Regions from separate parts of the Mus musculus genome. Here region 1 is linked to region 2. Evidence: chromatin loops called from intact Hi-C (ENCODE). Cell type or tissue: heart. All regions are shown on one strand. Links, peaks and the distances in the headings refer to the core of each region. The heading gives the core; the rest is flanking DNA.

Evidence for each region. Peaks named below come from ENCODE experiments on the same cell type or tissue, not always from the same donor. Only the 100,000 strongest peaks of a DNase experiment are listed, where the experiment ranks them.
Region 1: it touches region 2 in a loop (2.5-fold over the local background); 5 of 42 quality-filtered maps call a loop at or near these places.

The regions. Positions count from the first base shown.
Region 1 is chr1:170,596,556-170,611,898 of GRCm38, reverse strand. No RefSeq gene overlaps it. Among named protein-coding and RNA genes, the nearest start is that of Nos1ap, 14 kb to the right of the region's middle. In heart, for the core only: a CTCF peak has its summit at 6,878; no DNase peak of the experiment used is centred there; H3K4me3 peaks cover 340 bases; H3K27ac peaks cover 2,706 bases.
Region 2 is chr1:170,390,871-170,406,213 of GRCm38, reverse strand. The region is part of intron 2 of Nos1ap (nitric oxide synthase 1 (neuronal) adaptor protein); the gene reads left to right. Among named protein-coding and RNA genes, the nearest start is that of Spata46, 90 kb to the right of the region's middle. In heart, for the core only: no CTCF peak of the experiment used is centred there; no DNase peak of the experiment used is centred there; H3K27ac peaks cover 1,986 bases.

The sequences.
Region 1 (15,343 bases), core at 3,559-11,558, 210 kb before region 2:
ATTGCTCAGAGAGCCTCGGAGTCAATGGGGCCTCTGGGAGCTGTTCTAGAAGGCTTTGCCATCCTAGATTAGCCATCCCTGCTTCCCCAGGGGAACCGTAGAGAAGCAACTTATGTTTCCTTTGGTCTTGGCTTTATAGCTGGTCCTCTTTCCAGAAAGCTCCCCCCACAAAGGGAAGGACAGCAAGTTTACAGAGCAGGTGACAGAACCTGAGGACTAAGGAAAAGGAAGCCCTGGACAGGCTCCTGTGGACAGGCGTGTCTCATCTCCAACCCTGACCCCACTGTTATTACATCTACCTACCTGCTGGGCTGGCCTCCAAACTTGAGCCCACAGTTACATCTACCTGACCTTGGAAAATCTCATAACCCACCTGAGCCTCAGTTTCCTTGTCTACATGAGGGTGGGGGTGGGGGGGGTACCACGATTGCCTCTCCCTCAGAAGTTTCTCATGAGGATCAGCCGAGGTAATGAATTAAAGAGAACTTTGTATGCTCTAAGAAGTGGTTGGACATAAGTCGATCTAAAAGACAGACAGAAGCAGTGGGTATGTATCAGAGAATCAGAATTATTATTCCTCCCATTCTGTGTTTTGGAGAACCCCGAGGTGTTGCCAGAACCCCTTCTAATGGGTGACTGCAGGTGCTGAAGAACTGGGGTTGTAAGAGGCTCAAGAGTGCTCTATATGCGGCTTAAACCCTTGCGTCTGTCTTCACCAGTCTGGTATGGTACTCTAACTGGCTGGCAGAAATCACTTTTTGTCATAAGCTGGGGGCGGTGGTGTGTGGCTGAAGGAGACCTACACATATTGCTTGTAGTTCTCTATTTTGTACAGGAGAACTCCTTCTACCTGGTTTGGTTTCCTACCACTTGTGGCAATCAACAGTAGTAACTGGAAAACCAGTAGGCCACAAATACCTCCCTAGAATACCAGTCTATCCCAGCTACATACTGTGGTTAAATAACCAGGTGAAACAGTCACTCACAGGCAAGTCTAGTCACAGGGCCTAGGAAGAGATATCCTTGGGACTATATTACCAAATTGCCACATCTGGGGTTTGTTTGTTTGATTGGTTTGGGGGGGGGGGCGTGTACGCACACGGGGTAGGAGGCACAATCTAAAAAAGGATCTTGTGGTCCAGTGGTCTTGGACTTGTTATGTAGATGAAGATAACCTTACTCATGATTATCTGTCTCTACCTCCCAGGACTAGGTTACAGTCTTGGGCTACTATGCCAGGTTTAAATTGGATTGGAACCCAGGGACATGCTTGGTAAGCACTCTGTCAACTGAGCCACATCCTGAGCCCTAAAATACATCTCTGAAAGTCTGGGTGACCCTTCTTGCATGCATGAGGTTAACACTCAGTCACTGGGCTCCATCTCCAGGTCCTGGGCGGGCCCTCTTATCTAAGTGCACCACTAATGCAGTCATGATGGGCCTTGGACAGCAAGTGTCTGTTAGGAGCTCACAACGTGATAAGAAATGTGATACATACTTATAAGTAATGCATGATGTCATTGTTTTAAAACATTTATTTTGGTAAAATATACTTAACAAAATTCATCTTAGCAGCCGTTTCCTTCTTTGGAAGATCAGATTCATGTTAATCAAGAGGGAGAAAGGAAGGGGGAAAGGAAATCTACTCTGCTAAAGTTCTCCCAGCATGGCACAAAACTCCCAAGGATCTGGCCTTCAGTTGTGTGTTGGGGCCAGGGGCAGTGAGTGCAAGACCGTGGTTCCAACAAGCAAAGAGGCAGAAGATGCGGTCCTCCCCATCTCAGGCCCCAGACTCAGCCCACTCTCCAGCCCTTGAGCTCTGCAAGTTCAGTGTGCTCCTGGCCCGGGTTCTGCCTCTTCGCCACAAACACCCTCCGTCCTGACAGGGTTAGCAGAAACATGTGTTCTCCACAGACCACAGACAGGCACTTGAAGTGATGCTTGTGTTATGCTTCGATACAGCCAGAAGCCACAGACTAACCCGCTCCAAAATGGTGCTGGCTGCTTGCTTGCCATTGTCAAGTACCCAAGTACCTAGTTTAATATCTAGCATCCCCAAGGTTTATCCAGGTGTTGAGTTCCTCCCTCCCTCCCTCCCTCCCTCCCTCCCTCCCTCTTTCTTTCTTTCTTTCTTTCTTTCTTTCTTTCTTTCTTTCTTTCTTTCTTTCTTTCTTTCTTTCTTTCTTTCTTTCTTTCTTCCTTCCTTCCTTCCTTCCTTCCTTCCTTCCTTCCTTCCTTCCTTCCTTCCTTCCTTCCTTCCTTCCTTCCTTTCTTTCTTTCTTTCTTTCTTTCTTTCTTTCTTTCTTTCTTTCTTTCTTTCTTTCTTTCTTTCTTTCTATGCTTTTTTAGGTTTTGGACACCTAAAAGGACTTCACCATGCAGCACTAGCTGGCTTGGAAACATACCTAAGTTGCTATATAGAGCAGGCTGCTCTTGAACCTGCAATGATCCTCTTATCTCCTGCTCTTGAGCGCCGGAGTGTTAGATCTGCACCCCCACTCCCAGCTAAGAGTTATCTTCATTTTCTTATCTTTTCTCTCATTATTTTGTTTTGTGTTTATGTGTAAGGTTGTTTTGCCTGCATGTACTTCAGTGTACCCCACCCATGCCTGGTCAGAGGTCACAGAGGTCAGAAGAGGAGTCAGATCCCCTGGCACTGGGATTGCAGATGCTTGTGAGCCACCATGTGGGTGCTGGGAACTGAACCTGGCTCCTCTGGAACAGAAACGGTCTCCCCAGCCCCAGGAATTATTTTCTTTTTAGGGTTAATTAATCATGTATATACAACATATTACATTTATCTTCTTATAGATATTTGCTGTTGGAGTCATGTGTGTGTGTGTGCATGTGTGTCTGTCTGTCTGTCTGCTTGTCTCTCCATTGTATATGTCTATAACTATATTTGTGTACAGTATATCTAGTGAGTATCTCTACATGAGCAAATGCAGAAACAATCCCATGGACAAGTTAGACTTTATCATTTTTTCTGTATGATCTCAAAATGAGGAACAACATTTTCCTTTCTCTTTCTCTCTAACGGCTGTAACAGGAGAGGGAAGGCCTTTGTGGAGTGCTCTTCCTTTCTGGCCAGAGATGTATAGTCATAGGACAGAGGTCTGAGTTCAGGAGAGGCGTGAAGCCTGGCTCATGTCCTCCTAAACCTCTATGCTTAAGGTCCTGGAGTTAATTTGGGAAAGGCCCAAGAGCTCACTGGACAACTGAACAGGACTCAGCTGGTAGAGCAAAAGTCAACATGCATTTGGAGAGGAGGTTCTGGTCTCAAGCACATGGACCAATAGCAGCAGCCTGATTGGCTCTGCTCTCTGTCCAGAATGATCTTTTCTGTTCTTGCTTATGAAAGTAATAGAATTCCTCAGTGCTGGGCTCAAATACTGCATCCTTCGTGACACTTTCCCTGGTTCTACATCCCCCACCCCCACCTCTAGCTGCCACACAGAATACCTCACCTATTCTTTAGTTTCTGGAGTCACTTTGACCCCTTAGTTTTTCTGTTTTATTTCTGTACCATGTAAATACCTGCATACCAGTCCTGTCTGGTCATTTAGAGAGGGTTTTGCTATGTAGCCCTGGCTGGCCTTGAACTCATGGCATTGTCTTGCCTCAGTTTCCTAGGTTGGGATTACAGGCATGCACTGCTATTCTGGGGCTGTGAGGTCAGTGTTAACTCCTTGTTTAGATCAAGGTGAATTTCTTGAGAAGAGAAATTATTTCATCTATTTTTTTATTGTCCAGTACAGAGTTAGCAACTAGCAAATATCGACTGACCATGTGGCCAGAAATCTTATGTAACAACGGCATCTGTTAGGTGTTCCCTAAATTCATGCATAATGAGGTAACATCGATCTCCAAGCACCTGGTAAATACAAGAAAAATTTTCCCTGTCTTTGGGATTCAGCTTGAAACCAGCTTCATGAAATCCTTCATTCAATAAAACCTGTCAAAACTTTCATGGGAATAACTATAAAAGTGCCTTGGGTATCCATTGCCCAGGCCTCAAATGGACTCAGGTAGATCTTAATTGTGACCAAATATGGCATTCATTTGTTTTTTCAATTGGCCTCCAAAAGAACTTGAATGTCACAGAATAGTACATGTTTGTTGACTTTAGATGGTCTTAGTTAGAAGATAGGACCAGTTAGGAAATTTCCTTTCATCAGCGGAATGAGTATTGATTTTACATTGATGGATTGATTGTGGCCATGTGTACCACAATACTGTGTGGAGGTCAGAGAACAACTTACAAGGGTTGGTTCTCCCTTTCTTGCATGAAGGTCCCAGGGGTCAAAATCTGGTCAGCAGGCTTGGTTGACAGGTCCTTTTATCTGCTGAGCCATACTGCAGGTCTAAGTTTTAATTTTTTTATTTTTGACAAGGGGTCTTTGTGTAGCCCAGGGTGACCTCAGAGTCACAACGTACCTGGAGTTGACCTTTAGTCTCTGGTCAACCTGCTCTCTCTCCCGTGTGCTGGGATTACAGTTATGTGGTACTCAGATCAAACTCAGGGTTTTAGGCAAACACTCTGAACTGAGCAATGTTGTTGCGGGAAGTATTACAAATACAACTGCCAAGTTCCCATGCTCCATCCAACTACTCTCTACCCGCCAACTCTCCGGCGGGGCCAGAGCTGCAGAGTTCCCTTCGTTGCCACGCCAGCCCCATGCAATGACCATCCACCCTGTGGTCAGCCACCACAACACCCAGTAACCCTGTAGAAACAAAACTCTAGAAGCTTTCCATTAACAAGGCAGATTTATATATCAATAAAGTCTCAATTCACAAGATGCTCACACAATAATTTCAGGGTCAATTGATAATGATACAAGCTGCCACCTAGATTAGACAAGTTATCCCAATTACTGTATCCTTTATGATATCATATCTACCTGTGGCTATTTAAAGCCACCCTGGTTCAGGATCTTCTTCCATGGTCCATCCTCCATCTTACTTTCCTCCCCCCTCCTCCAAGTCACTCTTTGTCCTTGCAACTCTTCTCTTCACCTCCCTTTTCCCTGTTCAATCACAGGCCTTCTGCTGCACTAATATTTTAATGTAATTGGACAGGGAAAATCCTGCCACACGACATTCCTAGCCTGAGGTCAAGGGACAACACTGTGACGTCCGTTCTTCCACTATGGAGGTCTTGAGGATTGAACTCAGGTTGTCAGTCTTGGCAACAAGTACCTTCAACCCCTGGGCCTTCTTGTAGGCCCATCCCTATCCATCTCTTGAACATCTTCATCATCCTGAACACTTTGTATCCATTAAACTGCATCTTATTTAAGGGGAATAATAGAGTGTCTATCTTTTTGCAACCCACTTGTTTCACTTAGCTCTCAAGGTTGATCCATGTTGAAGCATAGGCCAAGATCTTTCTCCTTTTTTTGAGGCTATAACCCTCTTTCATGTAGTCACCATGATTCTTGTTTTTGTTGTTTATCTATTCATCCTTTAACAGACAAATTGACTTGCTTTTTACTTTTTGGAAGGCTTTGGTGGCTATTGGTGCTATGAACACAGGTCTATAAATATACACGTCAAATAAATACCTACCTGTTCTGAGAGGAGAGTGCTTTGATCACTTACTCATGTGCTCCTTGGCAAATCGTATAACCATGGCAACTTCTACTAACTCATATATTTGATTCATTAGCCAATTCCATTCCATCTTGGTAAGGACTTTTCCTGGGTTGCTGTGTACAGCAGATACACAATATAGGAAGTGGTAGGAATTATGCTGTCATCTCAAGAAAGGTGATGGAGGCCTCTGGGAGATGAGTGGACTATAGTGGCTCAATGTGTTCATGTGGACCAAAATCAAGATTTGTTTATGGAGATCTCATTGGGCTCCGCTCACCCTGACCCCCTCACAGTTCCAGCCGTTAGAATGGGATGCTTTTCCAAAAAGGTATGAATGCGAGTAACATTTGTTCTGAATTAAACTTGGCTGCTGTTAAGGTGTTATCATGTCCGTGGAGCTCGGATTACAGAGGCTGCCTTCAGCCAGCGAGTAGCATGGGGAAGTTTGCACGGGGAAGTTGCTCAGAGAGGTGGAAAATTCTGAGGCCCCTCCCGTGTGATTGCAAGAAAAATGCTCGGAGTGGTGTGGAGAGGGGCCAGCTGGGGATGTCAAGGGATTTATAAAAGAGATTACAGGACCTTTTAAGGGAATGAGGCAGCTGCTAATGATGGAAAACTGCTAAGGCCGAATCTGAATGCCTGCCTCATTGGCTGTTTCTCCTGAGGTGCCTGCAACTGTGGAAAAAACGGATCACGCCATCGCCTTTGTGTGAAGTTCAAAGAGACACACCGGAATGTGGGGAGCAGAACCTATTTCTGTATGGGACCCTCAGAACTCATGGAACCCAAAGTGAAAACACACCTGGTGGCATTCCACATCTGTACCTGGCTTACTAGTTTGCTTTTAAGTTTTATTATGACTTAGCCCACCAGGGATGGAATCCAGGGGACTGGGTTATGCTGGGCAAGTCCTCCAGTTAGCACTCGAGTGCGTGCGTGCGTGCGTGCGTGCGTGCGTGTGTGTGTGTGTGTGTGTGTGTGTGTGTGTAAGCCTGTTAGTTTGTGTGGTGGGGCCAGAATCAAATCCAGCACCTTGCACACATACTAAGCAAGTTTTATATTGTCCAACTCCTTCATTTACCCACCTATTTAAAACTTTGTTCTTGTTGTGGTGTGTGTGTGGAATTGGTTCTCTCCCTCCACCCTTACGTGGACTTTGGGGACAGGCTTATGCCATCAGGGCTTGAGCATCAAGTCTTTTGACCTGCGGAAGCTCTCACGGGTCCTATTTGTCTATTAAAACAGCAGCAGCAACAAAGGCAACTTTAAGCTGTCTAAAAGCTTTACACCGCTAGAGGTCTTCCAATAAAATATTTTGTGCTATCTTACTATCATATTTCCAGTTGTCCCATGGCCTTTTCACAACCCAAGTATCATCTTATCTTAAGCCTGTGGGTTTTATAAAGAGAGAGCAAGTGCCTTTTCAATGCCATAGGATAAATACAGTCTAATTGATAAGCCCAACGTTCTAAATTTAGCGGCTGGCTTGCCTTGTGTTTTAAATAGCTAATGAAAATAGTCCCAGATTCAGGAACACAGCTTATGAAGTTTAGAGGGCCAACGGAGAGGCCTTGATATCAATTTTCAGTAGAGGAACTAAATAAGGAGATATTTTCTTAAGGTATGTGACTGAGTGTGTGTGTGTGTGTGTGTGTGTGTGTGTGTGTGTGTGTGTGTGTGTGTGTGTGTGTGTGTGTGTGTTAGGGGGTAGGGACAGGAATGGGGTGTGAACCTTTAACCTCAGTCCAGGAGTTCAAGGCTAATCTGGACAACCTAAAAAATACCCCAAACAAATGGCCATACAAATAGAACTCAATTTGTCACCCAGCAAAAAAGAACAATGCTGAAACAGAATAATAATAATAAAAAGAACAACAAAACAAAAACAACAATAACAACAAAAAAACTAGGAACTATCTGGAAGCTTGGAAGCAATGGAGAGATACTTTGGGGTCTGAGATACTGAGTTGAATCGATTGAAATGTTCTATTCATCATCTTTCATCTGTAAATACAAAAGACAGTGCAAAAAAAATTGTCTGACCTACTCTGTACCTTTATAGAACTGAAAACCCACTCATTCCTTAACAGTCAAACCTTTTGTCAGTGATGGTGGTGGCTCTGGGAATTGAACCCAGAGCCTGGTGCATGTTTGTCGAATGTGTCCTTAAGCTGCCTTCCTGGGAGATAGCTTCTAGTTGCTTCTTAAAGCAAAAGGTCAGTGGATGCATATTGTTTTTCTCTTTTCTTTCCCTATCTTCTTTTCTCCTTTTTTCTTCCTCCCTGCCCTTCCTTATTTCATTCCATCTTTCTATTCCTTCCTTCCTTCCTTCCTTCCTTCCTTCCTTCCTTCCTTCCTTCCTTCCTTCCTTCCTTCTTTTTTCTTCCCTCCCTCCCTCCCTTCCTTCTTCTTCCCATGAAAATGGTTTTGTGTGTGTGTGTGTGTGTGTGTGTGTGTGTGTGTGTGTGTGTGTGTGTGCGTGCGTGCGTGTGTCTGAATCAGCATCCCAGGTCACAGCTCAGTCCAGACAGTTCTCATGAAGTTCAGTCACTGACCCCAGGTCTGCAGTCCTTCCCTTGGCTGTCTCCAACAGCTACAGCTTTATCACCAGTCGCTCCCAGAAGACCCTCCTTCCTGTGACTTTATCTTCCCCCAGCCCCCTAAGGACATTCTGTAGATTAAATGTCTCCAAAGACCCCGTCTCCATGTCTCCAAGTCTGCTCTTCTGCTGTTATCAAATTCCTTTCCCCCTTTCAAATGCAGCTCAAGTCAGACCTGTTCTTTGAACCTTAGCTGATGATGGGGCCCCAGTGACTTTTCTCCCCTTCATGCTAAGGAGACATGCTCCCTTTCACTTTGATGCTTGGACTACATGCCACCTTCTGTGCACTTCAAAGTCCCTTTCATCAGGGGTGCAACACTATCTTAAGTCCACTGCTACCACTGGAAAATCTTATAGCAAGAATACTTGATAAGAGGGATGTTTTGATCACAGATCAGTGGATCAATAAAGACTTCTTGCCTGAAATTCAGAGTAGATCTCAGAAACACACTATTAAGTTTAATGTGAAAACTATACTTGTGAGTTAGGAAAGCATGGGACTGGATAAATCAACGTAAGAAATGGAATTCTAAACATGCTAAGAACCTAACTTCATTCTTCAACTCAAAATTCTTAAGACCTTGACACTTTTCTCACCACTCCTAATTTCTTATCACTGTTAGGAAGCTGGCCTCAAACTCAGGGACTTAGGTGTCTTCTTTCTCAAGTGTCTTGAGTTGCTGGAACCATAGTTATGCACAACAGGGCCCAGGGGCCATAACCTTTGATACACAGCACTGGTCAAGTCTTTCTGGTCCAGGGACGTGTGTGGGAAGGCACTACAGGAGGAAGATGCTCCAGCCAGGCATCCCACTCAGTTTGCCTTCACCCTTCTTCCTTGTCCTGGACCCACAGGCTGTTGGGGAAAGTTGGGTGTCTCAAAGGCATTTCCATCAGGAAGTGGATTTCACAGGTTATTTGGCTTATAAAAATAGAATATGCACATACTTTTGTAGAAAGAGACTTACTTTACAATTACTAGTCATGTAGTGTTGCACGTAGAAGACATAGGTCTCCAACACAGTATATGTTACCTTTTAGGATAAAATTTCCTTTCCTTTTCGTCCCTTTCCTTTTTTTGTTTTTTTGTTGTTATTATTGTTTGTTGCTGTTGTTGTTTTAGAGTCTCAGCCAAGTAGCTCCAGCTGGATTTGAACTTGTACTAACTTTGCTGACTCAGTCTCTCCAGAGCTGACGTTATAGGCATGAGTTATTATACATGGCCATTTGTTTGCTGCTTTTCTTTTGAAACATGGCCTTGCTATGTAGCCCAAGGTGGCTCTTCACTCTTAGCAATAATCTTCCTGATAGGTATGCACTCCAAAACACCCACAAAGTAATCTTTCTTATTGGGAGAGCATCTCATACAGTGAAGAGCATCAAAGATCAAAGTTGGGTTAGAGAGGGTTAGTAAAACAGGTCTCACTATGTAGTTCTGGCTGGCCTTGAACTAGATACATAGACCAGGTTAGCCTTGAACTCACAAAGATCTGCTTGCTTCTGCCTTCCAAGTATTGAGATTAAAGGCATGTACCACCATATCTGACTGAGTATGCTATTTTTTTCTTCCCCGAAGGGAAGTGACTTAATATCCTTTCAAGTAAAGATTTTTTTATATTTATATAACTTTATAACACTATACATACTATTATGACTATAGTGCCTTCCCACACACACCCTTGGACCAGAAAGACCTGACACAAGCGCTGTGCATCAAAGGTTATGTCCCCTGGGCCCTGTGGTGCACATGTGTGGTCCCTGAGACTCAAATAGTATAAATGCATGCTCAGTGTCCTTGAAGACCAGAAGAAGGTGTCAGATCCCCTGGAACTGGAATTACAGGGAATTGTGAACTGCCATATGTAGCATGAGGTTTTGGTTTGTTTGTTTGTTTTTTTGCTACCCTGTTTTGTGCTCCCTGTGGGTTGCGCTTCTCCAGCTACCTTCCCAGAACAGAAGCTCCCTGGACCTGTGAATGGAACACACACACACGCACACTAGTTTATTTTTAATACTGTCTAGCTCAATGGCTGGGCAGTTCTAATCCTCTGCCTGTTACCCAGTGCCCAATCGGGAAGTGGCCAGTGGCCACTTAACCTGAATTCTTCTATGGCTTGTTGGTTCTCTCTCCGGCAGCTCTAAATCTGGTCTTCTACCACATCATGTCGATTCTTCTCCCCACCCCACCTCTGCATCCTAGCATGGGCAACTCTTAAGTATTCAGCCCCATCTCCCTTTGCCCATTCATTGGCTGCAGACATCTTTATTGATCAATCAAAAAACCCAATTGGGGTCAAGGACTTTTAGTGTTTGGCACACATATTCCTGATTGAATCAAAGCATTAGAACCAGTCTCCAACTGCTGTGCATGTTCTCTGCAAGAACAATAAGCACTCCTTACTATTGAGCCATCTCTCCAGCCCCAATCTCTGACTATCTTTATTGTCGTCATCTAAGATGGGCTAAGAACTCCTAGCTCTAGATTCCCCACAAACACTGTCAGGTAAAAGTGGTACTCTGAGCACAGTGCTACATTCCTAATGCCACTCAGGAGCTGGAGCAGGGGGACGAGCTTTTCCAGAGGCCCAAGGTAACTGGAGCAATATAGTGAGTTCCTGTTTCAACAGGAATGGAACTATGAAAAATCATTTGAGCATTTTGAGCCTAAGCATTATCCAATGGTGGAAAGAATATGTTGTCAAAGTTATTTGTATACTTTTTTATTCTATCCGTTCATGTGTGTATCGGTTACTTTTCTTTTTTTTAATTGGATATTTTATTTATTTACATTTCAAATGTTACCCCCTTCCCAGTTTCCCCTCTGGAACCCCCCTGTCCCATCCCCCTTCCCCCTGCTTCTATGAGGATGCTTCCCTACCCACCCACCCATTCCTGCCCCTCTACCCTGGAATTCCTCTATACGAGGGCATCCAGCTTTTACAGAACCAAGGGCTCCTCCTCCTCTTGATGCCCGACAAGGCCATCCTCTGCTACATATGTGGCTGGAGCCATGGGTCCCTCCATGTGTACTCTTTGGTTTGTGGTTTAGCTCCTGGGAACTCTGGGGCATCTGATTGGTTGATATTGTTGTTCTTCCTATGGGGTTGCAAACCCCTTCAGCTAACTCCGCCATTGGGGACCCCATGCTGGTCCTATGGTTGGCTGCAAGCAACTGCTTCTGTATTTGTCAGGCTCATCAGTTGCTTTTCTGTTGCTATGATAAAATACCATGACCATAAGCAACTCACAGAAGAGTTTGTTTAGGTTTATAGTACCAGAGGGTTAAAATTCTGTTTTTGTAGAGGCATGGCAGCAAGCTGCAGGAGCAAGAAACCAAGAGAACAACACACCCTTAACCACTAGCATGAAGCAGAGAGTGAGCTGGAAGTGGGGCTGTGAACTCTTAAGCCTATCCCAGGCCTCCATCTTCTAAAGATTCTATGCCCCCTCCCCCTAAACAGCAACACTGCAGTGGAACCAAATGTCAAATATGTGAGCCTTTGGGGGACATAAACTACACACAGGGTCTCACTCTACAGTCCAGGAAGGATGGAGCAGAACTTATGACAATCCTCCTGCCTTAACATTCCAAGTGCTGAGATTACCATACCTAGCTGCTGATTAAAACATTTAAGCTTTTGCTGTGCTTGATAAATTCTATAGTTGAGCCCCTCCCCACTTTTGTTGCCAAAATCTAGCTAGAGTTTGCAGAGGCAGCTCATGGAAGTTTTCTCTGGGCTTGTTTTATGCATGATCATCATGAAGGAGAGCTGCTGTATTGACCTGCAGGGGCTGTGGCAGCCCTCATAAGAACAGAGTAGAACTGGACAGCAGAGAAATGAGGGTGTTAATATTTCTTCTTGAAGAAGGGGAAAGAGAGCTACAACATGTAGGCAGCCGGTGCCTAAAAGATGGCGCCGGTCTCCGATATACCTTCGCCGTAAACAACGCCACTGCGCAGGTGCTAGCCCGAATCTGGTGTCAAGCCCTCCCGAGTGGGTGCATGCAAATTAAAGTGCCGGCAGACTGACCAATCCCAGGAGGACACATAGCCCTCCCCAGTGCTGGGGTGTATATAAGCAGTCCTCCCTGGGTTCCCGGGGTTCCCGTAGCATCGAGGTGTTCCTGCAATAAAGCTGTTGAGAAAAATCCGACCATGTTGCGTTTTTTCCTTGCTGGACGAGATGAGCGCAACAAATTGGTGGCCCGTACGGAGACCCGAGGATCTCGTGGATTCAGAACTCTTCAGCTGAGGAACGATGGTACCGGTTAAGTCTCCCAAATTGATCCCTGGTTAAAAGGAGGAATATGTTTTTCTCGCCCGTGGACCCAGTGTGGGTAGCTCTTAGCGTTTTTGTTTCCTTTTTTTGTAATTTCTGGCCTCTGCTTTTGTTTGATAGAAGCAGTTAAGGCAGGTCAGAGAATTCCCACGGAACAACAAGAAAGTATTTCAGAGGAAGATAGGAAACACATAACCAAAAGAAAGAAAAGGGGCGAAAAAGAGAGAGAAAAGGAGAAGGGAGAAAAGGCAAATTCAAAAGGAAAAGGAAATAATGAGAAAGAAAAAGGAAAAGAAAAGGGAGGAAAAATAAAAGTAATTAGTGATAAAGAAAAGGAAATAGTGAAGATATATCCCTCTCTAAAGGATTTAAATTTATCAAGCTCCGCTTCCAGTGCTCGGAGCTTAGTAAAGATGATGGAGCTGACCTAGAAGAAGAGGCAGCTCAATATGAGAGGGATAGGTATGATCTGGATTGGCCATATAGAGCCAACCCGATGAAAAAGGGAGTATCGGTCAACAAAAGGACAAAAGAAAAAAATTAGAAAAGAAACGATTGTTTGTAGCACCTGACAAAGTTCAGATGGGAAATTTAGGAGAGTTCTTGGATGCTCGAATTACTCCACATTTTATTACACCTCAAAAGATAGAATTACGTAAAGATCATTTGAAAACATTGAATGATTTCCAGAAGTTGTTGGGAGATATAAATTGGATTCGTCCATATATGAGGCTATCAAATTTTGAATTAATCCCTCTTTTTGATATATTGAAGGGCGATCCACAGCTTTCGTCACCTCGTACTTTCACCCCTGAGGCCCGAGTAGCATTAGAAAAGGTAGAAAGGTGTTTCGAAAAGGCCAAGCTGTATAGATGGAAAGAAGGAGAGGACATCCTCCTATGTGTTTTAAAGACATTCCGTCAACCAACAGGAGTGTTGTGGCAGTCAGGTCCTCTATTGTGGATTTATCCTCATGTGTCTCCCAATAAAACCCTTGAATATTATCCCATTGCTGTAGCTCAATTAGTGATTTTGGGCATTAAATCGTGTCTTCAACATTTTGGAGCACCCCCTCAGAAAATCGTTACACCTTATAATTCTAATCAAATACAGATCCTAAGTTCTTTGATAGATGATTGAGCCCTATTGTGCTGTAGTTTTGATGGGGAGTTAGATAATCATTATCCCAAAGATCCTTTGCTACAATTTTTTAGTGAACATCCAGTGATTTTCCCCAAAGTCACAGCATCTAAACCCATATCCAGTGCATTGGATATTTATACAGATGGTTCTAAAACAGGTGTTGGTGCCTATGTAGTTAATTCTCAAAAACCCGTTCTTTTTCAATACAATCCTGGCACCCCACAACTTACTGAATGTAAAATTGTGTTGGAAGTATTCAAAGCTTTTAAGGAATCTTTTAATCTAGTCTCTGATTTGGCTTATGTAGTAAATGCAGTGCGTGCATTAGAAATTGCAGGACCCATTAGACCCACCAGCCCTGTGTGCACCATCTTATTAGAGTTACAAAAATTGAATTGGAAAAGAACACATAAATTCTTTATTCAACCAACATATTCGTGCTCATTCTACCTTGCCAGGCCCTATGGCTGAAAGAAATGCCTTAGTGGACGCTAGCACTCACATGGAATTTATTTTTCATGCCACCCCACTGGAGCTTGCAAAAGATTTTCATCAATTGTATCATGTTCCTGCTGCCACACTTCAGCAGAAATTTGATATCTCTTGAGCCTCAGCACAAGATGTGGTGTTACAATGCCCACAGTGTGTACAGTTTCACCACCCTCCTCATGTTGGTATTAACCCTCGCGGATTGATCCCTTTAAAACTGTGGCAAATGGATGTTACTCATGTCTCAGCATTTGGAAGATTAAAATATGTTCATGTTTCAATTGACACCTGTTCAGGTGTCATTTTTGCCTCCCCCATGTCCGATGAGAAATCCCACAACGTGGTTGGCCATTGCCTAGAATCCTGAGCAGCTTAGGGAAGGCCAGATAGTTTAAAAACTGATAATGGCCCCGCATACACATCAAAATCATTCCAAACCTTTTGCATAATAATGCAGGTTAGTCACTCTACTAGCCTTCCCTACAATCCACAGGGCCAAGGCATTGTGGAAAGAGCACATCGAACCCTAAAAGAACTATTACAAAAACAAAAAGGGGGAATCGCCGATGGCCGACCACCTAAAGAACAATTATCTTTAGCCCTCTTTAAATTTTTAAATTCTGGACGAACATGGTCGTTCGGCTGCAGATAGGCATGCCATGACCTCGCCTATCCTTAAACAGGATGTCAAATGGAAAGATGTCCTAACTGGAAAATGGTATGGCCCAGATCCTGTTATTTCGAGATCCAGGGAAGCTGTTTGTGTTTTTCCACAAGGTCAAGAACACCCGATTTGGGTACCAGAGAGGCTGACTCAAAAATTGCTCTCCCCGACAGAGATATAGATTGTAATAGTTCCGGAAGGACATGTTTTTTAGCAGAATGTTGGCAGGGTATACTGCTGTGGTTGTGAAACTTCCCACCTTTGTGCCTATAGTAGATTTTGAAATGTTTGCCACCTATGCCCATTGGTGCCCCTTGTATAAAGTTGTACAAGCTAATTTCTCTCAGTCTCTTGAATAGAGTCGCCTCTTATCTGAGTAGGAAATTGGTCGGCTAAAGCGGAGCAGTTGTCCAGAAAGCTGCTCCTCCAGATTGCCAAACTCAACAGCACTCGACTGGACCCCGTCACCTTGGGGGACTTCACCTTCTGGATCACCAATGCCTTCTCATGTTTTAAGGAATGTGGAGGAATGTTGGTCTGGGGGGCAGTGGTCCTCCTGGGTTGTGT
Region 2 (15,343 bases), core at 4,133-12,132:
GGTTGTGAGCCACCATGTGGTTGCTAGGAATTGAACTCAGGACCTCTGGAAGAGCAGTCAGTGCTCTTAACCACTGAACCATCTGTCCATTATCTCAGAGTATTTTGCCTGCAAGCATCCATGTGCAGCATGTGTGTTTCTGTTGCCCATGAGGGTTAGAAGAGGCCATTGGATACCCTGGAACTACACTTTAGATGGCTGTAAGCCACCATGTGGGTGCTAGGAGCCAAGCCCTGGTCCTCTGAGAGAGCAGTATGTGTTCTTAATGCTCAATTTTCATTCCAGCCCCATGATGACACATTTTCATTGTAGTTTTGTCTTTGGGAGAATTTTGGACAGCCAGAATCATGTGGAATGTGATCTGTTGAGACTGGCTTCTACCAAGCAGCACTGTGTCTTTGAGATATATTGTACTTCCTAATATTTATATCAATAGTTCTATCCTTTGTATTAAAATGGTTACATGTGAACCAATTCACTTGTAATTTTCTGTAGTTACTCGATGTCATCCATGAACTACATTGTTTCCATTTTATTATATAACAAATATTTTAAAAATTGGAGACAGAGTCTTATTATGTTGTCCAGTCTGACCTCAAACTTGTGATCCTCCTGCCCCAACTTGCTGAATGCTGGGGTCACAGATAGGCAAACAAGAGCTCATTAGTAAAATCGGATACATTGCCCTTTTTTTTTTATAAATAAAAGTTTCATCAGTCTATGGCCACATGTATTTATCAGTGATTATCTATTGTTACTTACATGTTTCTGTGTCAGACTTACATAGTCACAATAGAGAAAACATGGCCCTCAATGAATAAAGTAACAGTTTCACTAGAAAAAAATTGCTGACTCATGTAGCTGTGGCTGCTGCTGGGCATGAGTCGGAATAGACACTTTGGTGTAGTTAAAACTGAGTCCTAGAGCTAAGGAGATAATAGTTCACTTGTATCTGCATTGTATAAGAATAAATATATCAGTTTGGATCCTCAACACCCAGCACCCACAACAATAGCTGGGGGCAACAGAGCATGCAGATTAGGTGGGTCCCTGCAGCTCATTAGCCATCCAGGCTAGTAGCCATGCTCAGTGCACATGTGTTCACGCACACACACACCACACACACAAAACACTTATGTGCTCACACCTATAGAAGCATGTATGCTAACCTTCTCTTCATAGAAAACAAAGGATACTTATGTTTTTCCTACCCCAACACCAGACATGTTTTTACCCAGGACCATGGGTTATCCGAGGACCATGGAAAATCTGATCTAAGCTTGGAGCAGCTTCGGTGAGGGGCTGAAGGGAAAGCTGAAGTGGAGCTCATTTGTGGTGCACTGCATCAGCTGTGAGGATGGGGAGACAAGGACAACAGAGTGATTAGATGGCCCATTCTTGGTTTCTGTGGTCAGCTGTAACTTCCATTGCCCATGGTCTTCAGACTTAGCTACATAATAAATTTACCTGCATGTTCCGTATCTTCTTCAGCACCCCAGCTATGCTGTGTAGACGATGTCAATCAAACTGTTTACGAGTGAATCTGGATGAGAGCATTTTATGTTTGCCACGTAGTTCCAGTGCTTAGCATACCTTGAGAACATTTGTCCCTTTGACCTCAAGGAAGTATTGCTGCTGCCTGCTGACCGTAGATCATTCTTGGCCTCTGATAAAGCCTCTACTCTGAAAATTTGTCGTGTGAATTCTCACATCTTTACCGTGATGTATCAGAGCTGTATGAGTTTTATCGTTTGTGTGTTAGAATTTGACTTTTGGCTGTTTCTGAGAAATAGCGTGTGCGGGATGTTTATATCACTTGAAATATTGATGTATTCTAATGCCTGGAATCAGAATGTTAGCAGCCAACAGCTCTAGAGTCTTGCTGTTCAAAGCTGCTTCTTAGAGTATAACTGTTATTGAGACCTTTTGGAAATTAAGGGTCCTTGGATGCCTTCAGTCCTGCAGAGCTTACTCATAAGGACCTTAAGAGTTGTGAAACACGACTTTAAAGTATATCGTAGGTGGATGCTTGGTGGTGAGGCACACAGCAATTGTAATGGAAGAAACTGCTTTTCAGAGATTCCATTGTTCCCTTAGAGGCAGAATGACTGACAGCTGTTATGACTTCTAACATCTTTCCCAGTTCTGATTTTATTATTGTTCTCCTTGTAATTTCCCCAGCATCTCCTTAGAATCCTTCCTGCATCTTCTCTGCCTCTCCACCCTTGGTGTTCACTGCAGGCTCCATTCTTCCTCCTGTAGTTTTTGTATCAGCCTCATGCCTGGATCTCTCAAGTCCCTGAGAGGAGAGCACAGTCTATTCTCTTACCTCTTTCTTACCTTCAGTTACAGGGGAGAGTCAACGTTTCAAGGACTTGAGGCTGTAAAAGGAGTCCCAGGGACTGCCTGGCCTCTGTCAATTCCCCCTGACTCTCTTTCCTAGTTCTCTGGTGCAAGATGCATAGTAGAGCCTTTGTGCTCTCCTGTGCTGTCTTCATTGAAGGCATTACTACTTTTTCCAGCCATGGGATTTATAGACCATTTTTCCCTCGTTCTTCCTCTCAGCCTATAACTTAATATTTGATGCATGTTCCTGCTCTTTCCTGGATTTCTTGTTTCCAGTGTCATTCCTTCTAAGTCCTCAGTGCTGGTGCCAAGATCATGTTCAACATCTGCCTCTCTATTTTTTCACTCTCTAAACACCCTTAAGCATGATGCTCCCTCCTACTTTCAGGATAAAGCCGCATCTCCCATTTCCTCTCCATCCACATCCTTTTCCTTTCGTATCTTTGTTTCTTGCTCTGAGGCCCACCTGATGTCACCAAACACCTTCATGTCTTTGTCTCTGTACATTTACCTTCATTTCTCCATGTGCCCATCCTACCTATCTGGGTTCTGAAGTTTGTATTGTTCCAGGACATTTCTCAGATGCAGCCTAAACCAATTCACTCACCTCGTAAAAGAGAAGATGATACTCAGAGAGGTCTGAGGACTTGACAAGGTTGCAGGAAGCACTGCACATGCTTGTTATGAAATTCACATTAGGGTTCAGTGTGGCTTTGTCTTAGAACTTCATGAAAGTTTTTCCATTTAACTTCATAAGTTAAGTGTGGGATGTGTGGGGTGGATGTTGAGAGATCCCCAAGATCATAAAACATGCCTTTTATAGAGAAAGGGAGGAAAATCAAACTTGAGAGACAGAAGGATCCATCATTTGTCTTGTAACCATTTTTTTTTCCTGAAGAAGAGAATCTTAAATCGTGACTCCACTAACTCTGGGAAGCGTTTATTCTTCCTGCTGTGTGAGCCTGTGGCTGTGAGTTGTCCCTGTGAGCAGTGCTGTTCCCCTCCCCGCTTTGTGTGATGCATCACATTCACCAGTTAAAGGAAAGCCTGGCCTAAATACCAGAGGAGAATGATAGAATTGGTTAGAGTTGTTAACTGTGTTATGTTTTCAGATTGTCCTCTTTCTCCACCTCCGATTTTCCTCCAAGACAGGGGCTCTAATGCAGTGGACTCTCCTTGCTGCTGAGCCATACAACCATGGGGGAAAACCTGAACATCTGTCCTGAACACGTGCACACTGTTTTTTTTTTTTTCTTCACTAGTCCCTAAGCAAGGGAGTACGGCAACTGTTTCATAGCATTTACATTTGCATAATGGACTACAAGTCACCCAAAGATGATTTAATGTATACAAGAGGATGTGCAAAGGTTATATGCACGAGTGACACTGTTTTATGTAAGGGACTTCAGCCTCTGTGGTTTTAGGGTATCTGCAGAGGATCACGGGGCCAACCCCTACAGAGTGAGGGATGTCTGGCCTTGTTTCTAATGGGCGGTGGGAGTCACTAGAAGGAAAGGCAGCCCAGAAGCAATGAGATATTTTTAGGCTGGTACTTATCTTGCTCCATAGATCAGTCTGTCAGGCCCTCAATCATTTGGGATAGCTGGTCGGTTCCCCATGACCTGTTAACATGTTCCTAGCCAGGGAAAAAAGCAATGGCTATATTCTGGCTATATATATATATAATGGCTATATATATAGTCTTGTCTCCTCTCTACAAGGAGCAGCTGCCACTCCTGAGCTCCCCTGAGTACACAGCCCCAAATTGCCTATGCTCCAGGCTGCCACTGCCTTTCCTTGGAAGGCCTGCCTAATTTGCCCTCTTCCATCATTCTGGTCTCTTGATGCTGTGCAAATGCCTCCTACCCATAAAACATCTGTGTCTGGACGAACGTCTCCCCCACCTTCTCAGTCTTTCCGACAGCTACGAACTTGACTGCGTCCTGCCTGGAAGCCATCTATGTTCAGAAGGTCCTTTTACTGTGTTTTTCTGACCTTGTTAGTATTCTGTGCTTTCCCCAGGTCATTGGCATGTGTTCCTGAGCATTGAAGGCGGTAGAAAAGCAGTAGAAGAAATGAGGTCAGGCTGTGTTATTGGGGTGGGAAGAACAAGTGGGGAGGATGGGAGAGCTTCCCACCTAGGAGACTAGAAATGTCGCTGGCCCCATAATTTCCAGTTAGGTCCTCTTCCTTTTCTTGCTTCCTGTTTTAAGATAGGGTTTCATATACATCAAAGCATTTGTTAAACATACACTAGATAAATAGAGATGTTAATGAATAATTTTATCTCCTTGAGGAAGTAAAATTATGGAGCCAGTGAAAGAGATAGACGTCAGGCAACAATGACAAAGCTAAGTATCAAGAGATGTGAGTTCCAGGCTTGGGTTTTCTGCAGAGGGACCTGGAGGGAAGTCTTTTATCGGCCTTGGATACCAGCTCTCTTCATCTGTGTGAAGAAAACCTAGGTCAACCTTTGTGAATCGAAATGGTTCAAACATAGGTTTCCTCTAGAAACTTTTAAAGTGAGGTCTTACAGACATACAGAAGCTCAGAGTCTATGTGTGTGCATGCACACACATGATCGTGCACAGCACCAGACACCTGTCATGTAGCAGGACTTACTTCCAGTGTATTAGTCATGATTTTAGCAGCCTTTGGTTTAAAAAATGCATGATGGCGAACCTCAGTGATCCTTCCTTAAGAATTTGTATTTAAGCTGTTACGATAATAGATATAATAAACAGTAGTATAAGTATGACCCATATACATTGATTTCTTCCAAGGCACCTCTTTTTTCTTTCTTTTTGGCTTAGGGATATGAGTTTCTTATCACTATGCTAAAAGCCTCTGACAGAAACATCTTAAAGGAGGGAAGGGTTATTTTTGGATAAGGGTCTTAGCTATTTCAGTCTGTGACCTGCTGGGTCTCTACTATGGGACTGAGGCAAAGCTGACCATCACAGCAGGGAGCATGTTGCTCACCTTGTAGTGGTAAAAGTGAGAGATTTGCTTACAGGTCTGGTCACACAAGCACACTGTTGTCACGGGCAAAGGGGGGTGATCCTTCTGGATCAATTGAAGAAGCAAATTGTAAGTGATCATCTGAGATAGCTGTGAGAAGGATCTTCTAAATGTCGCCCAGACCTGTTATGGCTGGAGTGAAGTCTCTAGGTGTCATTGCAGAGTGTCTGGGTGTCAATGATGGCGCAGTGGTAGTGCAGTGAATCCTGTGACTGGAATGTACAGGACACTAGTGGCTGTTTAAATCTCTTACCTGACATCAGAGGGCTAGACTGGAGTTCCCAAAAGCAGCAGATTTTGTATTCATTCCGTTTCATTTCCTTTTCCCCTTTTCTTTCCTTTTTATCCCCTCTGCTGAGAATTGAAGCCAATGGCTTACACATAGTGTTGTGCCATTGATCTACACCTCAAGCCTTTGGACTCCAACTTGGAGCAATCCTCCTGCCTCTGCTTTCCAAATGCTCGATTACAGCTGTATATACCACAACACCTTGCTTCTTGGTTCTTATGTTTTTGAGACTAGGTCTAATTAAGAAGCTCAGCCTGCATAAACTTGCTATGTTACCTAAGATGGCCTTGAACTTGTGACCCTCCTCCCTCAGCCCACCAAATACTAGATTGTAGTTGTAAGTCATTACCCCTGGCAATCAGAAAGTTATGTATTTAGCCAAAATCATGGGTTCTGTGCAAATGAAGTTGTGGTTGGTGCTGGCCCAGGGGCTTTAGAAATGATGAAAGTTTCTTACAGTCCTTGACCTGGGAACCGAGAAGATAACAGCTGAGTGTTGGATCAGTTCATTACCTCTACCTGGTCAACTGGCCAGGAATGGAGGAACAGCCCAACAGTGTTCAATCAAACAATAGAACTGTCTGCACCTGACAGATATCATCACTTGATGCTCTAACATGAAATTAACTTTATTTATGTTCACCCAATAGGCAACTCTAGTTAGATATACTTACAGTGTGTCTGTAAAACTGTGTCTTTTAGACAGGACTGGGTCCTGCTGTCTTACCATCATTCACATGAGAAACAAAAGAATAGCAACGTTGGTCCCTCTACCAGATCCCCTGAGTGCAAATCCCTGAGATTAGGTCTGCCGCCTTTCCTGCTGTTTGTTGTTGGCTGTCCTGTTTATCTGCAATGAATAGTTTAGAGCTTGACCCTAGCTAGCTCTCCTTGGTTTGCAGAGCTGATCTGTAAATCTAGATGCCATGAAAATGAAGAATACCTTTTATAACCTCACTGTTAAACACTCTTTTATGGATTTTGAAGATTATAGAAATTATTATTTATATCTTGTTTTGTTCTCTTAAAATAATGAAAAGTTGTAACTTTTTATTAGAATGCTAAAAACTCTGGTTGCATCAAAACTGCTCAATTTCTCAAACATAAAATGGAAGCCTTATAGGGACTGAGTTCAAGCCTAGGGAATTTTTTCCTTATCTGCCTGTGGCTAAAGTAAGTTGTGATAGAATTGAAGCTGGTAGAGAAAAAAAAAATCATTTCCTCTTTCCAGCTTCCCCAAGAATCCTCATAAACTGGCCACAGAGCAAATCTGGAGTCTACTTCAGTCTCCATCTCACTGGTGGTTCTAAGATGTATTATAACTGAATCCTACAGGCCACCAAGCTGTACAACAGTGTCATGACATGACTCTCAGGCCTCTGTCTCTCAGGTTCTCATTTCATATGTACAGGAGCTGAACCAGAGAGGAGCTGGGTGCTAAGAGATCCTCCATGCCTAGCTCAAGGTTCTTAAACCTGGTGTGTTCCCGTGGTGGCCTTGAACTTGCGATCATGCTTGTTGCCCAGTCTTGGCAGGTCTGAAGTTTTTCATTTGCAAAAGAATGCAATGGGCATAGAAGGTCTCTTAACCACACACTGTGTAACAGAGACGGTTTAAAGATGATCGGTCCTGTTTGTTTCATTTGTTGGTGGGTTGCTTTTTCAGTGTCACCCTGTGTATCCCTTGCTGGGCTGGAACTCCCTCTGTAGCCCAGGCAGATCTTTAACTCACCAACCTCCTACCACAATCTCCAAATATTGCAATTATAGCCCAGCTAAGTTGGCACTTACAAAAGTCCTCAATGCATGGTTTACCATCCATGCTGTCCCTTAACTTCCAGAGAGCTTATTTTACCCTTGTATAATATGCCCTCTTTTCTTATGTGAATAACCACTGTTCATTGTGTCTGCTCACTTGTTTGACCTTAGTATATCACCCCGCTGGGGCCCAGTGCTGTCTTCTTCATAAAAATATATGTAAATCATATTTTCTTGCTCTCAACGAAGGTATGACCTTTGCTAGAAATCAGAAAGCAAACAACCTACATTGGGTGGAGAATAGAGGCTTGCGTTAACTGTAATAACTGAGCTGGTGGAGAAGCTCTGTGGGGTTTTGTGATAAAGGGCACCAGCCTGAAAAAAATCTGTCCTGTATCAAAGCCTGAGCAGGTCCTTCTGGAATAAGGAGGACTTGGCCATCAGATGGTGTGGGGAGAGCGTTCTAGGCATGGGGATTGTCTTAGTTAGGGTTTTACTGCTGTGAACAGATGCCATGACCAAGGCAAGTCTCACACAGACAACATTAATTGGGGCTGGCTTACAGGTTCAGAGGTTCAGTCTATAATCATCAAGGCAAAAGCATGGTGGCATCCAGGCAGGCATGGTGCAGGCGCAGCTGGGAGTTCCACATCTTCATCTGAAGGCTGCTATGAGAAGACTCGCATCTAGGGAGCTAAGATGAGGGTCTTAAAGACCACACCTATGGTGACACACCTACTCCAACAAGGCCACATCCCCAAATAGTGCCACTCCTTGGGCTAGCCATATTCAAACCACCACAGAGATTAACAGGTGTAATTATGTGGAAGGGTGGAAGCGGGTGATATGTTTGCCTTGCATGCTGGGTGCAGAAGTATCTTCAGTGAGTGGGGTTAAAGTAGACTCTCTTGGAGCAGAATTCTGTTTGCTATGTGAGGCTTTTAGTCTTGGGTCTTTGAGAACATATTTGGAGGTCTAGCAAGGGAACTCACACTCTACACCCTGCATACCAGCCAAATTACCCAAGTCAACTCTGACAGTCCGTGGGGTTACAGATGTTTCAGCGAGATCACCCCGGTTTGTGTCTTTGAATTGTGGTAAAGGATGTGTACCCAAAACTTACCATCTTAACCATTTTTCAATTTAAAATTGTGCAGCGGTGAGTATTGTCGTACAACAGCCTCTGCCACCGTCCAGTTCCAGCCGTTTTGTGATGTAATTCTAATGTTCAGAAAGCTGAGGCAGGAGGACTTTGAACTTGAGGTGAGCTTGGAATATATATATATATAACTTGAGGTGAATTCGTTTCTAAAAAAAATTCCCAAATTAATACAACTCTCTGAAGCTGAACCCATAATATCCCCATTTTCCACATATCAGTCTCTGCAATCAACCCCACCACCATCTGCATCTAAAAAATTTGACCATCCTGGGAACCTGGTAAGAGTGGACTCCCGAAATACTTGTGATTTTGTAACTGGCTTATTTCACATAGCACAACTGCCTTCCCTTTAAGACTGAATAGTATTCTGCTGTCTAAGATGGATAACACTTGGTGTCCATTCATCCATCTACCAACACAGGTTGCTTCCAACTTTTTAAAAGATTTACTTATTTATTTTACCTGTGTGAGTACACTGTAGCTGTACAAATGGTTGTGAGCCTTCATGTGGTTGTTGGAGAATGCATTTTTAGGACCCCTGCTTGCTGCGGTTGGCCCTGCTCTCTTCAGTCCCTGCTTTCTCTGGCCCAAAGATTTTATTTATTATTATTATACATTAGTACACTGAAGCTGACTTCAGATGCACCAGAAGAGGGCCTCAGATCTTATTATGGATGGTTGTGAGCCACCATGTTGTTGCTGGGATTTGAACTCAGGATTTCCAGAAGGGCAGTCAGTGGTCTTACCCACTGAGCCATCTCACCAGCTCCTGCTTCAAACTTTTGACTATTGTGAATGATAGTGTTATGAACTTGGCTGCACTTGGCTTTTTTTTTTTTAACATCACTATGGATGTTACTAAACTATCAGTAAGAACAGATGTCTTTCATGAAAACCCTTTATGTTATAGCCATCTCTTCAGAGTTATGCACAGTTTGTGGTAGAGATGTGCTTGTATTCAGGAAACTAAAACAGGGTAAATGACTGCTGGTAGCACTGCCAGAATTCACCAGCATAATTTTCATGCTTGGACCCTGGGGGATGCTCAGTAGGTAAATTGCTAGCTGTTCCAACATAAGGATCTGGGTTCAGATCTCAAGCACTCAGATAACAAAGAAAAGAAAGAGAAAACATGTCAGTTCACATCTGTAATTCCAGGCTGGGGAGGTAGAGCCAGAAAGATCCCTGGGACTCACTGGCTAGCTAGTCTCACTGAAACAGTGAACTCCAGGTTCTGTCTCAAGGCACACCTTTAATCCTAACAGTCAGGAGGCAGAAGCGAAGGATCTCTGTGAGTTCGAAGCCAGCCTGATCTACAAAGTAAGTGAGTTCCAGGACAGCCAGGGCTCTTATACAAAGAGAAACCCTATCTTGTACCATCCCCCACCTCCAAATAAAAACTAAAGTGTAGAACACACACACAGTAGAGTTGGTGGTAGAGAGGCATCCTTTGGCCATTTACAGAAAGCAGAGCTACGGTCTGCTCTAGAAAGAAAACAAACCCAGAGCTTGCCCAGCAAGCCAGTCCTCACTTGCCTTTGCAAACTGATTCCCTCTTCCTGGCGAAGTCACCCATGAACACTGAACTCCTCAGCAGCCCATAGCTTGCATCTGTAGGAAGGAGAAGGACTGAAGTATGTGTTATCAAGGTGACCTAAGAAGTGAAAAAATAGCATCTGTTTAAAAAAAAAATTCAGTATTATCATCTACAGATTTGTCGGGGAGCAGCACATTGCTGTGAATGTGATGTGGGGCGTCTAGTGGCCCTAACCTTGTCCCTGACTCTGAAGTCGCTCTGGGACCTCGCTTTCCAGTGTCAGGTTGTTCTTTCAGTGGCTGTCACTGTCACCTGCTTCACTCACCCTGCAGCTGAACTGCTTCTTGGACCACCTGTCCTTCCTCAGTTTCCTGGACTGAGACCGAGACACATGGTTGTAGGAGGCAGGTCTAGGAATCAGCAGGTGCTCAGGAGCCAGGCTTCAGGTTTGGACGCAGCTGTGGCTTCTAGCTTCTTGTTCCTGTCACTTCTCGAGGGCTTCCTCTTGACTCCTTTTGACATCCTCAAGCCAGCCTCTCCCTCCTGGACCTCCCTGACTGACACAGTACACTAAGTTCTCGAGCCTTTATTCCAATAAAAGATCCCAAGTTTGTTTCTGAACCTCAGAAACTTTTGCTTGGACATTCCAGTGTTGTGTGGTTAGTGGTCCAGGACTTTGTATTGTTTGGTTCCCTCAAATGTTAGGTCCTAGGAGTTAGATGTGGCCAGCAGAGTGAATGTATCAAAACAGTCAGGCCACCATGGGTGGAGGCCGGGCCTGTTGGCATGTACTCTGATGCTGGCTGGAACCCACAGCTGGTGGCACCAGTCACTGTGTTTGTCCTTCAGCCCCTGGCAAGTCCTGAACACATTGGATTCCTGTCCCAAGGAACACAGGTGCTTCCTCCAAGCCAGCTTGCCCGGGCAGCACTTACTTCAGAGCACACAGCAGTGTCTGGGGAAAAGGAGGACTTGGTTTTGAGATCCCCTTTCCTCTCTCTTCCCATGGTCCCCCGTTATCCTCTCCTCTTCAAATCCATTCGTTTCCCTGCTAATGAGCGTGAAAGCATACCTGTCTCCCTGAAGTGTGATTGCCCTGTAAAGAAATGGCATAATGATAAATTTTTAAGCATTTGGCTTTCATGTCCTGGGTTCCCAGCAGAGGTGCAGCTTCATTCTGAGTCTGCAGGTGGAAAGTGGTTGGGACATCAGGAGGCAGGTGGGATAATGCAGAGTGAGTCAGAGCTGAGAGTGTGACAATGCTCAGAGCCCTTGCCAGCAGCTAGCAGCTGTGATGGGACCTGGAGGCCTGCTTGCTGCTTCTCTCGTCCTTTCTCACTTTGGAGGACTCCAGAACATCCTGCCAGCTATTAGAAGAAGCACCTGTGTTACCAATGTCACAGTTCTGGGAGAAAATGGGGTATCACTTTGTGTGAAGTCATTGTGCCCACAGACCTGTAAGAGCCTTGTGTATCGGAGCAAGTGTGTGCACGGTGGTGAAGGCAGAGAGTGCTTTCCAACTGTAACCAAGTTTAGTTCCATTTTGTGACTTTGCTGTTGTTGTTTTTCATTTTGTTTTACATTGATTTATTTGTGTCTCTGTGTGTGCTCTCGAGCGCATGTGCATGCGTGAGTATGTTCGCAGTATGAGCATACTTGTGTGCTTACAGATGCCACAGAACACATAGGGAGGTCAGAGAATAACTTGACGTAGAGTTTCTTTCCTTTGACCGTGTGGGGGCTGGGAATTGAACTCAGGTTGCTAGGTTGATGGCAAGCGCCCTTTCCACTGAGTCATCTCAGGCCCCATACATATTTTGTGGTTTGTCTTGTTTTGCTTGTTGGCTTTTGTTGTTGTTGTTCTGTTTGGCTTGGTTTTGTTTGTTTGTCTTTGAGATGTGGTCTCATTATGGAACCCTGGATGGCCTGGAACTCTTTGTGTAGACCAGGATGACTTAGAACTCCTAGGGATCTGCCTGCCCCTGTCTCCTTAGTGCTGAGATTAAAGGCATGTTCCACCAGAGTTATCATATTTTGTTTTGAAGATGGAGGAACTAAAAGACATACCCAAACATCAAAAAACAAACTGTAAAAATACAGGCGAGATTCAGAAACACAGCAAGGAGCTAGCCCGGTACCTCTTTCTAGGCTTTCTTGATGGGTTGTATTTGGTCCCAGAGAGAGTTAACCCACCAGAGAAGTGGATCAGATAGGAAAGAGCTGTCGCCAACTTCAATTAATTACCTAAATGTGGGGCTGTAGGTGGGGAGATGCTCAATGTGTTTGACCTTGAAAGCATGGGAACCTGAATTTGGTCCTCAAAACTCATGTAGAAGAGTCAGGCATGGTGGCATGTGCTTCAATCCCAGCATGTAGGAGACAGAGCCATGCAGATCCCTGGGTTTCAGGAGCCAGCCAACCAGATCAGCAAGTTCCAAGCCAACTGGGAGGCCTCTTCTCAAAAAAACAAAAAAAACAAAAAACAAAAAAAAGGCAGCTCTCTCCCAAGGAATGAAACCTGAAGTTGAGTGCTGGTCTTCACAGGCATGCATACGTATGGGCGCCAACACCCATACATACACAAAGAAGAGGAAATTGCATAGTACTTGGCAGAAGTAGGTACTTGGTATTTCTGCTTTAGTTTTGTTGCTCTAAAAGGGGGGAAAAACATGTGTGTGAGAGAATGCTAAAGTGACATCCGAGAGGATGACAGAAATTCAGTTGAGACTGACCTGTGTGGGCCATGTGTTACCCTTCCCTGGGTCTTTCTAACTCTTGTGCCCCTAGCTTCTGCCAGAGTTTACTGGCATGCCTCTTTAGCCTGAGAGTGGCTTCAGGAACAGCCTTAACTTTCAGGACTTGTTCAGAAAGGGGTGCAGCTGGAAGGTGTGTTTATTCAAGTTCAAGTAAGCGGAGGTAACTGCAGGCGTGGTCAGGAACTGTGGCTGGTTCACCTCGACTGCTCGGCACAAGGCCAAAGTCAGCTGTATTATGAATTGCCGTGGCTGTTTTCTTACCCAAGGTCATTTTAGTTCATCCAGCCTGCAGCTGAGCAGAATGCTGCAGTCCAGAGAGAAACGGAATTGGAGTCCTTCCCCAGGTGCCTGCTAAGCAGATCCAGTCCTACCCCCAGTCCCACCACAGGGACGCATGCTGCAGAGGCAGAGGGCACTGCGGTATACAGCTGAGATCCAGTCCCAAGCCAGACGCCATCCCGTCCTTTTACACGCATACCACCCTCTTCTTTCCTTTCATTCTCCAATAGCTTTGATTCTGGCTGAAGTAGACTTTGGCTCTCATTGCTGCCCAGGTTTGCCCTTCTTCCATGTCCTCATGATAAGTAATTGGACAGAATAGAACAATTGGGGCTTGGGGGATGGGGTCGTCAGACTGAGAGATGTCTGGTATTGATACCTAGGGGTTATTGAGCTGTGATCCATAGTGTGTGCTGATAATAGAAAGAATGATATACTGCCATGTCTATAAGAAGCAGGTAGTTAAGAGGTATCAGCATTGTATGCAAAATAACAATGATTACCAAAAATTTGGTGAAGGGACAGACTGTAGACAACAGGAACATTTTTGTTTACTTACATGTATTATTTGTGTATTTGCCTGTATATGAAGGTCAGAGGAGAACTTCATGGAGTTGGTTCTCTCCCTCCATTTTTATGTGAGTACGAGGGATGGAACTCAGGTCACCAGATCTGTTCAGCCAGTGGCTTTAGAAGCCCAGTCTGGCTTCAACTTGTTCTCTAATATAGGAAGGTCTTTGTCTTCTGCTTCGCCTGCCCCTAGCTCCCAAGTGCTGAAATTACAGTCGTGTACCACCACACCTCCTGCATCATTCCAACTGAGCTCCATCCCCACCTTGGCATCCTTTGAGATCTGACTGCTAGAGGGCATGGCCACGGAAGGGAGGCTCTGTCTGATTCTGGTAAGGTTTTCAGTGTGGGTTATGTCATCCTTCCAGTGGAATAGATGCTTTAGATCCCTATCAACATACTCACTGTTGAAATCATTGACTTTCAGGAACTCATCAAGGAACTACGTGCCTTTAGGCAGGCCTACATGTTGGCTTAGTAGGAGGTCTTGGTTCTGAGTCTGAGGTTCCTGATTGCTTACTTTAGTCTGTATCGTAAATGTTTGATTGAGAACTTCCCATGGGAATTGTGTTTATGTGGTGATACTAAGATGGAGACCAAATGGTAGTGTTTGTATATGTTCTTGTTTTGGTTTCTTGAGACAAAGTCTCATTCTGTAGTCCAGGTGAGCCTGGAGCTCTCTGTATCCACCAGGCTGGCCTCAAACTCATGTCAACCCTCCCTTTCCAGCCTCTTGAGTGCTAGAATTACAGGCATTGAGCATCTCAAATGGTTTAACTAAACTGGAGGAGTACACACAATGAAGTTCATTAAGGGAGATGATGGATTAGACCAACTAGAAAGAAACATCTGTACAAACATAAAGGATGCCTATGATTGGAGAAACATAATGGAAAGACTTGAGGGGTAGGCCTAGTGAGTGTTCTGTAACAGTGCACACTGGTGGTTAGAACAGCCTGCCCGGGACTTCAAATGTGAGGGGTAACATGGAAGTATAAGGCAATTCGCGCTGTATGAGCATCATCACTGGTTTACCGCCCCTTCCCCCACCTCCCGATACCTTCCAGCTTGACAGTCTTCAGAATGATGAGACTGTGGGGAAGTTTAGAGACTGACCCACAGGAAAAGAGATTTGGAGATGGAATAAAAGAGAATAATTTAGAATTTTCAGGGTTGTTTTTTGTTGTTGTTTGTTTGTTTGTTTTCCTTGTGTAAAAAGCCCTGGTATGAAGGCACTTAATCTTCACTGGGGATGGAATGGACTGTCAGCAGCATTTGGTTAGACACAAGAAGTACTTGCCTGACAGTCGTTAAATGGCAGGATGGATTATTGAGGGAAGATTTTGGTATATAGAGGAGACTTTCAAAGCAGGCTGTTATTTGTATCTCTTTGGAGTGAGTGGCTTATGTCCTTCTTCTTAGGATCTTTTAGGTCTATCGGTTTAGTCCTCAGTGATGACCAAGTCGGGGAACTGATGACTACACAGGCCCCTGTTCTAACGTCAGGGTTCCCCCTGGACGTTCCCTGCACTGTCCGTGTGCTCATACCTCCCCAAAGATGCTTGTTATGCCACTGCACAGCTCCACAGCCCTGTAGCCAGGTCAGAGGCAGGCTGCAGCCCTGCA